Regions from separate parts of the Mus musculus genome. Here region 1 is linked to region 2. A link is a contact called in ENCODE Hi-C or POLR2A ChIA-PET data. All regions are on one chromosome and are shown on one strand. Each heading gives the region's core, a stretch centred on a gene start or an enhancer-like site at or near the end of the contact. The rest is flanking DNA. Distances are from core to core; before and after follow the strand shown.

The links. A loop is a pair of places that touch in the nucleus more often than their neighbours do. ChIA-PET counts read pairs that join two places held with the same protein, here RNA polymerase II (POLR2A).
Region 1: a loop to region 2 is called in a map of left cerebral cortex, with 3 times the contacts of the local background. The contact joins the promoter of Vgll4 here to the enhancer-like site in region 2. A Hi-C loop is called at or near these places in 20 of 37 maps with a recorded cell type or tissue (T-helper 17 cell, T-helper 2 cell, adrenal gland and 5 more). POLR2A ChIA-PET finds 5 or more read pairs at or near these places in 3 of 5 experiments (Patski and embryonic stem cell).

What each region holds. Positions count from the first base shown.
Region 1 is chr6:114,919,748-114,924,115 of GRCm38, forward strand. It overlaps Vgll4 (vestigial like family member 4), which reads right to left and starts at 2,074. Exons shown (of 5, transcript NM_177683.3): 1 at 1,570-2,074. The coding sequence starts at 1,651.
Region 2 is chr6:114,876,436-114,881,184 of GRCm38, forward strand. All of the region lies in intron 2 of Vgll4 (vestigial like family member 4), which reads right to left. Among named protein-coding and RNA genes, the nearest start is that of Vgll4, 43 kb to the right of the region's middle. Within about 2 kb of position 2,841, at least 1 of the 3 ENCODE cell types and tissues checked has a DNase peak (open chromatin) inside an H3K27ac peak, as active enhancers do; it is heart, where a contact is called at or near this core.

The DNA.
Region 1 (4,368 bases), core at 824-3,323, 43 kb after region 2:
CCCACGCATCCACTCGGCTCTCAGCTTCTAGGTCTGCTCTTCCAAACATCGAAGGAAACAGGACAGCTAACTGTTGGCATTTGTGCTTTCTGTGGAACCACACACCCACCTGGGGGAGCTGCAGAACTTCCTCCTGGGACACAAGGAAGGAACCACTGTCCTAGCAGCCTCTACGTGCCTCACCCGGGCCAGCCAGGCACTCTGTTTTGTTTTTTAAAGATTATTTGTTGACAAAGAAATCACATTAAAAGTTTTGAGCTTTCGATGTGGATTCTTTTTTTCTTTTCTTTTTTTTTTTTTTTTTTTAAAGACAATGCATGAATCCCAGCAGAAATCGCGTCTGGTGGCTTCTGGAGAATCCAGCCTTTGAGACGAGAGGGTTTGGAAGCTGAGAAGCTGAGGTGCTTTTTATATGTAGAGGAAACTTGTCAAAGTAAAGTGATATCTTATTTTTAAAAAGGCAAAACAACAACAAAACCCCTTTAAATGAGATTTTTCCCCCATAAAGTTAATTTTAAAGCAGGCTTGAGAGAGAAAGGGTATGTTTTCAACAACTTAAGAAGCAGATCTTAAACTTTTACACGAACACAACCAACTCTGCTCCCTCTTTTAACTTCTGTTCAAGACAAAGCAGACAACTCTCTAGGATTACTAGGTGAGAGACCCCAGAGCCTGCTGCCCACAGCAGGAAGACACCAGGAAAGACTCCCGGCAGCCCCAGGTCTCTCCCTGCCCGGCCAGTGCCACAACTCAGCCCCATTACCCTGGTCTCAAATCGCACGTAGGTAAGATTCCAAAAGATGGGATTGGGGTTTTCTCCAGAGAAGCTTAACTTACTACAGGGAGTGCCCAGGGGAAGGGGAGGTGATGGGCAAATCTAGGGGTGGGGGTATTTTCCACTTTCTTCAGCCTTCCGGCTGCTTATGGTGTAATTGCCAGGGACTGGGGTTGGAGGGAGCCTGTCTCACTGTCAGCTCTCTGCACAGGAAATGGGGCGGCAGACAAAGAGCCCGGCCTGGGCTCCCTGACACCAGGCCCTGCCAGTCCCACAAACCTCACAGGAAAAAAACCCCTTGATGCCTGAGACAATGGCTCAGGAAAACAACAACTTACTGTGGCTTTCTGCTGTTGTTCCTCTACCACATGAAATTCAGAGCAAGGGTCCACACCGAACACTGTACACGGTGATACGTTTAAAAATAAGTCCCAAGGCCCCTCCCCTCTACTCCAGCACCCACATGTTTAACTTCTCCTTACTTCTGTAAATTCCTACTTATGCATAAAATGCCAACAAAATCAAAAGAGAAAAATCACTTATAATGTAACGATCTTGTCAGACCTTGCTAGTACATCACAAGTAAACTTTTAACAGCGTGTCTCCTCCAGCCCTCCCCGGCTGCCACCCTCCTGCCGGGCAAAAGCGAACTGTCCTGAAATGGTACACAACTCTCTTTCCACTCGCTCCACCATCACAAGAAAGACAAGAAAATGTTCATAAGCCAGTCAAAGCCCCCCTCCAAAGGAGGAGTGGCCATCACAAAAGCAAAGAGTACATTCTAGAACATCTACCTTCATAGCACAGAACGCCGATATTGTTGTTCATCTTGTCCAAGTATTGGTAGTTCAACAGGTCCATCTTCATAAACAGCATTTATCTGTCCGGCTAGCAAAGAAAAACAGTTCTTTGCTTTCACCCCCAAAGAGAAAGTTTCAAAATTCAGTCTTAGCTGAGTAGCTCCAGGCTCTCCTAAAACTTCAGGAAGACAGAGGCCCAGCCTCAGGAGATCAAAACAAAGTATGTAAAAGGTTTTTAAAAATCATACACACACACACACACACACAAAAATCAGACTCAAACAAAACCCGTCAAGGGCTTGTGGAAGGTGTCTGATTGTGTCTTCTATTCGGCTTTAAAAAATCATTTCAGAAGACTTCTCGAGCCCGTCTTGGGGGTTTAAAAAGAAAGCAGTAAAAAAGAAAAACACAAAGCACATTTCTCAGGACAAAGGCACTCTCCCTCACAGCCCGCTGCAAGCTGACTGCACTGACATGCGGGCTATGCTTGGTATGACTCGTATGTAAACCAGCTTCCTCTGCTTTTGGGAGGGGGTAGAGGGCTGCTGTGAGCATGCTCACTGGAGCCTCGGCTCAGGCTCCAGGCGCTGCAGAATTAGCAGGAAGCAGAAAGAGGCGGGGGCAGTGAGGCACAGGGGGTGAGGAGAGCCTTTCCTCCCCGGAGCCAGAGGCCGGCAGAGGCAGAGGCCGAGGAAGTAAACCCCAGCAAGTTTGTGGGTGTTTTGTTTGTGGGGGAGGCTAAGCACAAAGTTTAAAAAAGAAAATCTGCTGTGGAAGCAAAGTACAGGGAATTTAACTTTCCGTGACTTCGTTGCAAGGGCTGGGAATCCAGGGCTTCCACAGGGGTGTGCTCTGTTTGGTACAAGGTTTCTTTGTTTCTTTGTAAGATGGGTTTATTAAGTCCAGGGACACAGCGAGTGTTTACATTTTCTTTTTTTTTTTTTTTTTTTTTTTTTTTTAAAGATTTTATTTATTTATTTATTATATGTAAGTACATTGTAGCTGTCTTCAGGTCTCATTATGGGTGGTTGTGAGCCACCATGTGGTTGCTGGGATTTGAACTCAGGACCTCTGGAAGAACAATCAGTGCTCTTAACCGCTGAGCCATCTCTCCAGCCCGAGTGTTTACATTTTCAAAGTCAATGTTACATGTAACTTCCTTCCTAAACTCTGTAGCTGTACAGATGGACAGGACACCAGAGGCAAATCCGTCCTCAGAAGAGTAAACAGATCTGGGGACAAGTGAGTGGCCTACAGGTCTCTCTCTCCCTCTCTCCCTCCCTCTCTCTCTCTCTCTCTCTCTCTCTCTCTCTCTCTCTCTCTCTGTGTCTGTCTGTCTCTCTCTCTCGCTCTCTCTCTGTCTCTCTGTCTCTCTGTCTCTGTCTCTCTCTCTCTCTCTCTCTCTCTCTCACACACACACACACACACAAACACACACACACACACACACAAACGGGGGAGTGGGGAGCTGGCTGGAGAGGTGGTTCCGAGCACTGGCCACTTTTGCAGAACACTTGAGTTCAGTACCCAGCACTCATAAGCACCTGTAACTCTATTTCCATGGAACCTGACTCCCTCTTCTGGCCTCCATGGGTACCGCATGCAATGACACACAGACATTGGAAAAAAAAAATGTACAAAAAAAAAAAAATACTTTTTAAAAATCTGTTTTCCAAACTCATCTGGGAGGTTGTGACCAATCATGGAAACTTTAAAAATGTTCCAAGTTCAAATCCAGAGCAGTGCTGAGCTTCATCAGCATCATGGAAGAAAGGAAAAGACCTGCTCTAAGTGACTCTGCTGCAGCCTGGCAGAGTGGCACCAGCCTGTAATTCTAGCAGTCGGAATCCGAGGGAGAGGAACTGCCACAAGTTCCAAGACCTCTCTGGGCTACTGTCAGCTCTGTCACACCTTCCCAAGACTTCATTACAGTCACTTATTTTAAGATTGAAGCAATCCCCTACAGATGGAGGGGTACACACAAAACGCTTAGCAACTTCTCCTCCATGACTCAACATCAAATATGATGGTTTGTAGGCAAGGGGACACCAAGCTCAATCCCAGGGACCTATGTGGTAAACGGAAAGAACAAACTCCCCCCAAAGTCAGACGCAGACATGCTCAGCTTCCGTGTCCCCCCCCCCCCCAAAGATGGGGTCTCACTTTAAAGCCCTGGCTGTCCTGGAACTCACTATGTAGATGTGACTGACCTCAGACTCACAGAGATCCGCCTGCCTCTGCCCATCCAGTGCAGGGATTAAAGCTGTGTGCCACCATGCCTGCTCAGACACGCTCAGCTTTAAATGGCTGGCTGTTTTCATATTTCTCCACAATGCTCATCAACCCACGAGGGGTGTTTTCCTGATGCAATGAAGGTGAAGGAGGAAGCTCTCCACTTTAAAGTGAAAAGGCAAGATAATAATCCCTGGGAAGATATATGTCCTTTTTTTAAAGAGCTATTTTTATTTTTAATTATGTGTATAGAGTGGAGGCTGTGCATGTGACGCAGGTACCTACAGAGTCCAGAAGAGTTCTTGGAACCCCTGGAGCTAGAGTTACAGACAGCGATGAGCTGCCCAATGTGGCAGCTGGGAACGGAACTAGGATCCTCCGTAAGAGCAGAACGTGTTACAAACCACTCTGTTGTCCCTTCAGCTCCTATGCATCTTGTTGGTGATGGTGATTTTGTTTTTAAGACTGGGTCTCGCTTTATAGTCAAGGTTGGCTTAAACTCATGATTCACCTGCCTCTGCATTGCTGATATCAAGACTACAACCCCCACAGTCAGCTAAT
Region 2 (4,749 bases), core at 1,591-4,090:
AAAAAGATCTAGTAAGTGATCCAGCCGCATCCAAACAAAACATTCTGCATGTTGGGGAGGTGTGTGTGTGTGTGTGTGTGTGTGTGTGTGTGTGTGAGAGAGACATGTGTGCATGCCAGCATAGAGGTCAGGCTCCAATGCTGTTCAGTTCACCTCAGACCATCAACCTTGGACTTGTTTTTTTGCTGCTGCTGCTGCTATTATTTTTGGTTTTTTGTTTTGTTTTGTTTTGTTTTTTAAAGACTGTGTCTTTTTCACGGGCTCTGCTGACCAGCCAGGGAGCTCCAGGGAACTGCTGTCTCAGCACGGGGTTCTAGTGTGAGCACCCTCAACCAGCTTTCTCACGTGGTTCTGGGATGGAAGAACGCAAGTCCGAATGCTTGCAAAGTAGGTACTATTTACCAACTGAGCTATTATCATAGCCTGAAAGGTCTTTCTTTTACAAACACTGTAAATACTTGGAAGACTTCGGAAGACCAAACATGCTGGACAGTTAGTCACAGACTACACACGGCTAGCAGGCACACCTGGAGAGCTGCAGGGCTCTGAGTGAGGATGCTAACCCTCACAGATGCAATCGCTAAAGAAAGGAAAGTTGAGGAGGACTGAGGGAATCTCGGAAGAAATGCCCCCGTCCCTGCCCCCTCCCAGCACTGGGGAGCATGCTCACAAATTACATATTATAGCCCCACGAAAGAAATATGACAAACAAGCCCAAAGTCCTGAGACCATGCAAAGGCTGGTGGTATAGCTCAGGTGGTAAGACACTTGCCCAGCATGAATGAAGCCTGTTGGGGTCTCAATCCACAGACCCCAACACTAGGGAGATGAAGGCAGAAGGATCAGAAGTCACCCTTGACAACATAGTGAATTTGAGGCCAGTTTCTTCTCTGGAGGAGGAGGAGGAGGAGGAGGAGGAGGAGGAGGAGGAGGAGGAGTCGTCGTCGTCATATCAGTTACCTATCAAGTGTGCTGCTGCTGCTGTTGGAAATTCAAAATCTCCAGTACACACATGCACACATTTCCAGCTTTCAGTCTACAGACTCCACCGGAGGGTTGGTTATAGCTCAGATTGTCTAACCAGGTCCCATCTTCAGCAAGGCAGGGACAAAGAAAGGGGGAGGGGGCATTAACCTGAGCTTCAAATGAATTATCAATGAGTAAGCAACTGATGACCACAGGAAAGCAATTCTGATTGGGTCAGGAAGGAAATAAACCTTTGCCATGAATAAATAAAAGCACTGTTTTGGGAGTTTGTTTGCTTGTTTAAGTTAAACTGTCTAACTAGCTGGCCGAACACGGTGGCCTTTGGAGCACTGGTCAAGCTATGGAAAGGTGAGCGAGCCCCCCTAGGACAGAGGTGAGCTGCTGAGTTTACCCTGGCCTCTCAGCATTGCGCCCCCAAACCTGCCTCCTCCTTCAAGACCTCTCTTTTTTTGGTTTTCCCCTGTGCCCCCTTTGAAGCTCAGCCTCCCCCACATGGTGGCCACACACAAGCCCTAAATCCTTTTGTATTATGCAGAGGGTCCCCAGCTTCTCTGCGGTGTAAAGGGAGTGTACACTCAGTAGGAACTGCACTCTGGGTGTTGAATTCTGTTCTCCCCGGCCTGGCCTGGCACTCTGTAGTGACTTCTCAGGCACCTGCAAACCAAAGTGCCCAGCAGCCCTAGTGGCTCTGTTGAGAAGCTAAAACAAGAAGCAGGCGGAGAGCCACATCCTTACTTCACAATGGGTCGGTTGATAGGGATAAGTATCACCCTGGTGTTGATGGACAAGAAGCCCCCGCCATTGGTTCAACAGGAGAGTTCGTGGGCACTGACCCTCTAGGACAATTCTTGGGTCCTACCACCAAACCTTTTCTAGAACAGCTCTCCTATATAAAAATCTCCGAAGCAACATGTTTGTAACTGCATCCTGCCCTTAAAAATTGATTTAAAAAAATGAATAAACTTAAGATCAAGCCTTTTTGGAGAGCTAAAACAAACAAACAAACAAACAAACAAACAAAAAACCAAGCACGAGTCACTCAGCTCCTTGGGTGGGGGAAGGGGCTGAGGCAGAAGCCCTGTGAATCTTAGGCTACTTAGACTACACAGAGACAGACAAGGCAATCTGTAGAAGGCGCCACTGACAGTGAAGAAGGGTCTGACAGACCATCACTATCTACGCACAGTAAACAAAGGTGCTGGGACATGGGGCAGTTACCAGCAGCCTGCTCAAAGGGATAAATGCTTTCCAGAATACAGAGTGTCACCGTGGGGGACGTGGGGATGAGTGGGAAGGGTAAATGCTGGATAGACAAACCACAACAACCCGACTTAAATCTGAGGCTGTGGAATGTATGGAGAGCTCTCTGCCAGGAGCCCTCAAGGATGGCACCACCAGATCTGGCCCGGGTGAGAGCGGAAGACAACTGCATTAAGACGCCATAGTGAAGGTCACAAAGGGGAGTGGGGCCCTGACTTGTGTCAGAGCTGCTTGTCACACAGGCCCACAACTCTCATCTCATGCTTAGTTGGCCTGAAGTGAGGGACGGTGGAGATTTCCATGAATTCTTTTAAAATTTAACCACGGCGTTTCCGTGAAAGTCCAGGGAGGTGCTTACTGGGAAGGGAGTTTGTCGCAACGGGTGCCTCCATCCTTGAAGGTCACACAAGGACCGTGGCTTTTATTCAGTAGTCAAGGAGATACGGCCCATGGATAGACCCAGTGGTGTCTCGCACACAGGCTCTGGAGGAAGACCTGTCGGCCAAGCTTGGCTTGGCACGCCGAGGGGCAGGAGTGAAGGGGCAGCTCCTGGTGGCTCGGAGGGTCCAGTTCTCATCTGCCCCGCTCACAGCTCTGCCTAGAAACACATGACCAAGCATGACCCAAAGCAGGAGGGCGGGAGGGTAAGCAGTGCCTGGCACTGGTCCCGAGCTGCCTGCCACTCAAGCAAATGAACACAGTGAATCTGCTAGAAAGTGGGGCCCTGACGGAGGGGCTGGCGGCAAATGTGAAGGACACCTGGGGACAGACCTGCTAGTCTTCCCAAGATGAGAGTGTCTGTCTAGCCTTTTTTTTTTTAAGATTGCAAAAAGATAATGTGTATGAGTGCTTGCCTGCATGTATGTACATACACATGCATGTATATATATGAACCATGTATATCTATATGTATGTATGGTACGAAGGGAGGCCAGAAAGGGAATATCACATGGCGCTGAGACTTGAACCCTGGTCCTCTGGAGGAATAGTCAGTGCTCTTAACAACCAAGCCATCTCTCCAGCCACACAGACAGCCCTTTCCCTTTTTTTATCTCAGATGTCAGACTGTGTTGCTGATCTGCAACTCCTGAACCACACCAGCACTCTTCACTCTGCCATACACCATCCTTGGTTTCCACACACCTCACGCCTACCCAGCCTGGTGCCAGTAGCAGAAAAAAAAGAAACGTAAATAGAAGGATGAAAAAAAAAAAAGGCATTTTATTCACACAGTAACCCAGGATAAGAGACCAAGCAGGCCCATGATGCAGACTGAGGTGCCTCCACAGGTTCAAGGGGACCCAGGGATTTCTGTTCTGGAAGATGGGGTGCAGGGAAGAGGGGGGACAGGGCAGTTGTAGTTGACTCTGTCCCAGCCTGGAAATGAGCATTATGGCTGCAGAACACAGGAGTTACCCTAGGCAATGCTACCTAAGACAGTACATAACTAACTATGTAAACCAGGCTGGCCTTGAACTCACAAAGATCTGCCTGCCTCTACCTCTGAGTGGTGGGATTAAAATTTAACTCCATCAAAAGGAAGACAGCTTCAAGGTGTGTGTGTGTGTGTGTGTGTGTGTGTGTGTGTGTGTCTCCCCTCCCCCGTTCCATTCTTATTCCAAGAATGGCCTACCCCCAAGGATTATTGGGCATTACACTGGCTATAGAGCTATTGACTGAACAAGGCCCAGCCCTGATAGAGATGAACATCAGAAGGAGCAGAGAAAGGCACACCGTGTTCTAGGAAGACTGTTAACTTGCCATCTCTGGAGGAGGGCCTTCTGAATGGCTCAGGAGACAAGTGAGGCCCTGAGGCAGACTGCAGCCTAGAGACTCAGGGCTGCACAGCGATTTCCTAGAGCTGACCAAGAGCCACAGAGCTAATACTTCAGAAACCTGACCCAGAAAGGAGGTTTGCATGGGGGCAGGGGGTCTACAGTGTGACCCAGGCCAATGCCTATATGGAAAAGAGTCGGCAGAACATGGCAGTGAATACAACATGGAGACGGGGCCAGGAGACAGGAGGTAATTTCTGAGGTAAATAGAAAGCTCTTTATCAACCATGAATATGGAGGAGTGTCACATGGAGAAATTCCTACATGTGTACATGCAAAAGGAGGCAGATCTGTGTGACCTGTGGGTCTTCATCATACATAACAATGAGACTCTCCCATGTATAGAGGCAATGTAAGCCACAGCTTGCATGACATCACTTAGAGGGTCAGTCAATGAGAAGGGTGGAGCCTGGAAGCAGAGATAACAATAAATGCCACACATAGACGCTATCTGTCGCTGGACTCCAAAGCTGGATATGATGTGGTGGCGTGGGGAGGGAGTGCCCTGAAGAAGATTCCATCTCCTTCTCCAGAGGCTGTAGTAGCTCTCAGGAAAGTGGATTAGTTCTCAAGAGCCTCTGCCTTCTGTTTCCTCCTCTGCTCCTCTACTCCACTGACACAGCACACAGACCTCGCCAGAAGCAGCCAAAGATCTTAAGACTTCCAT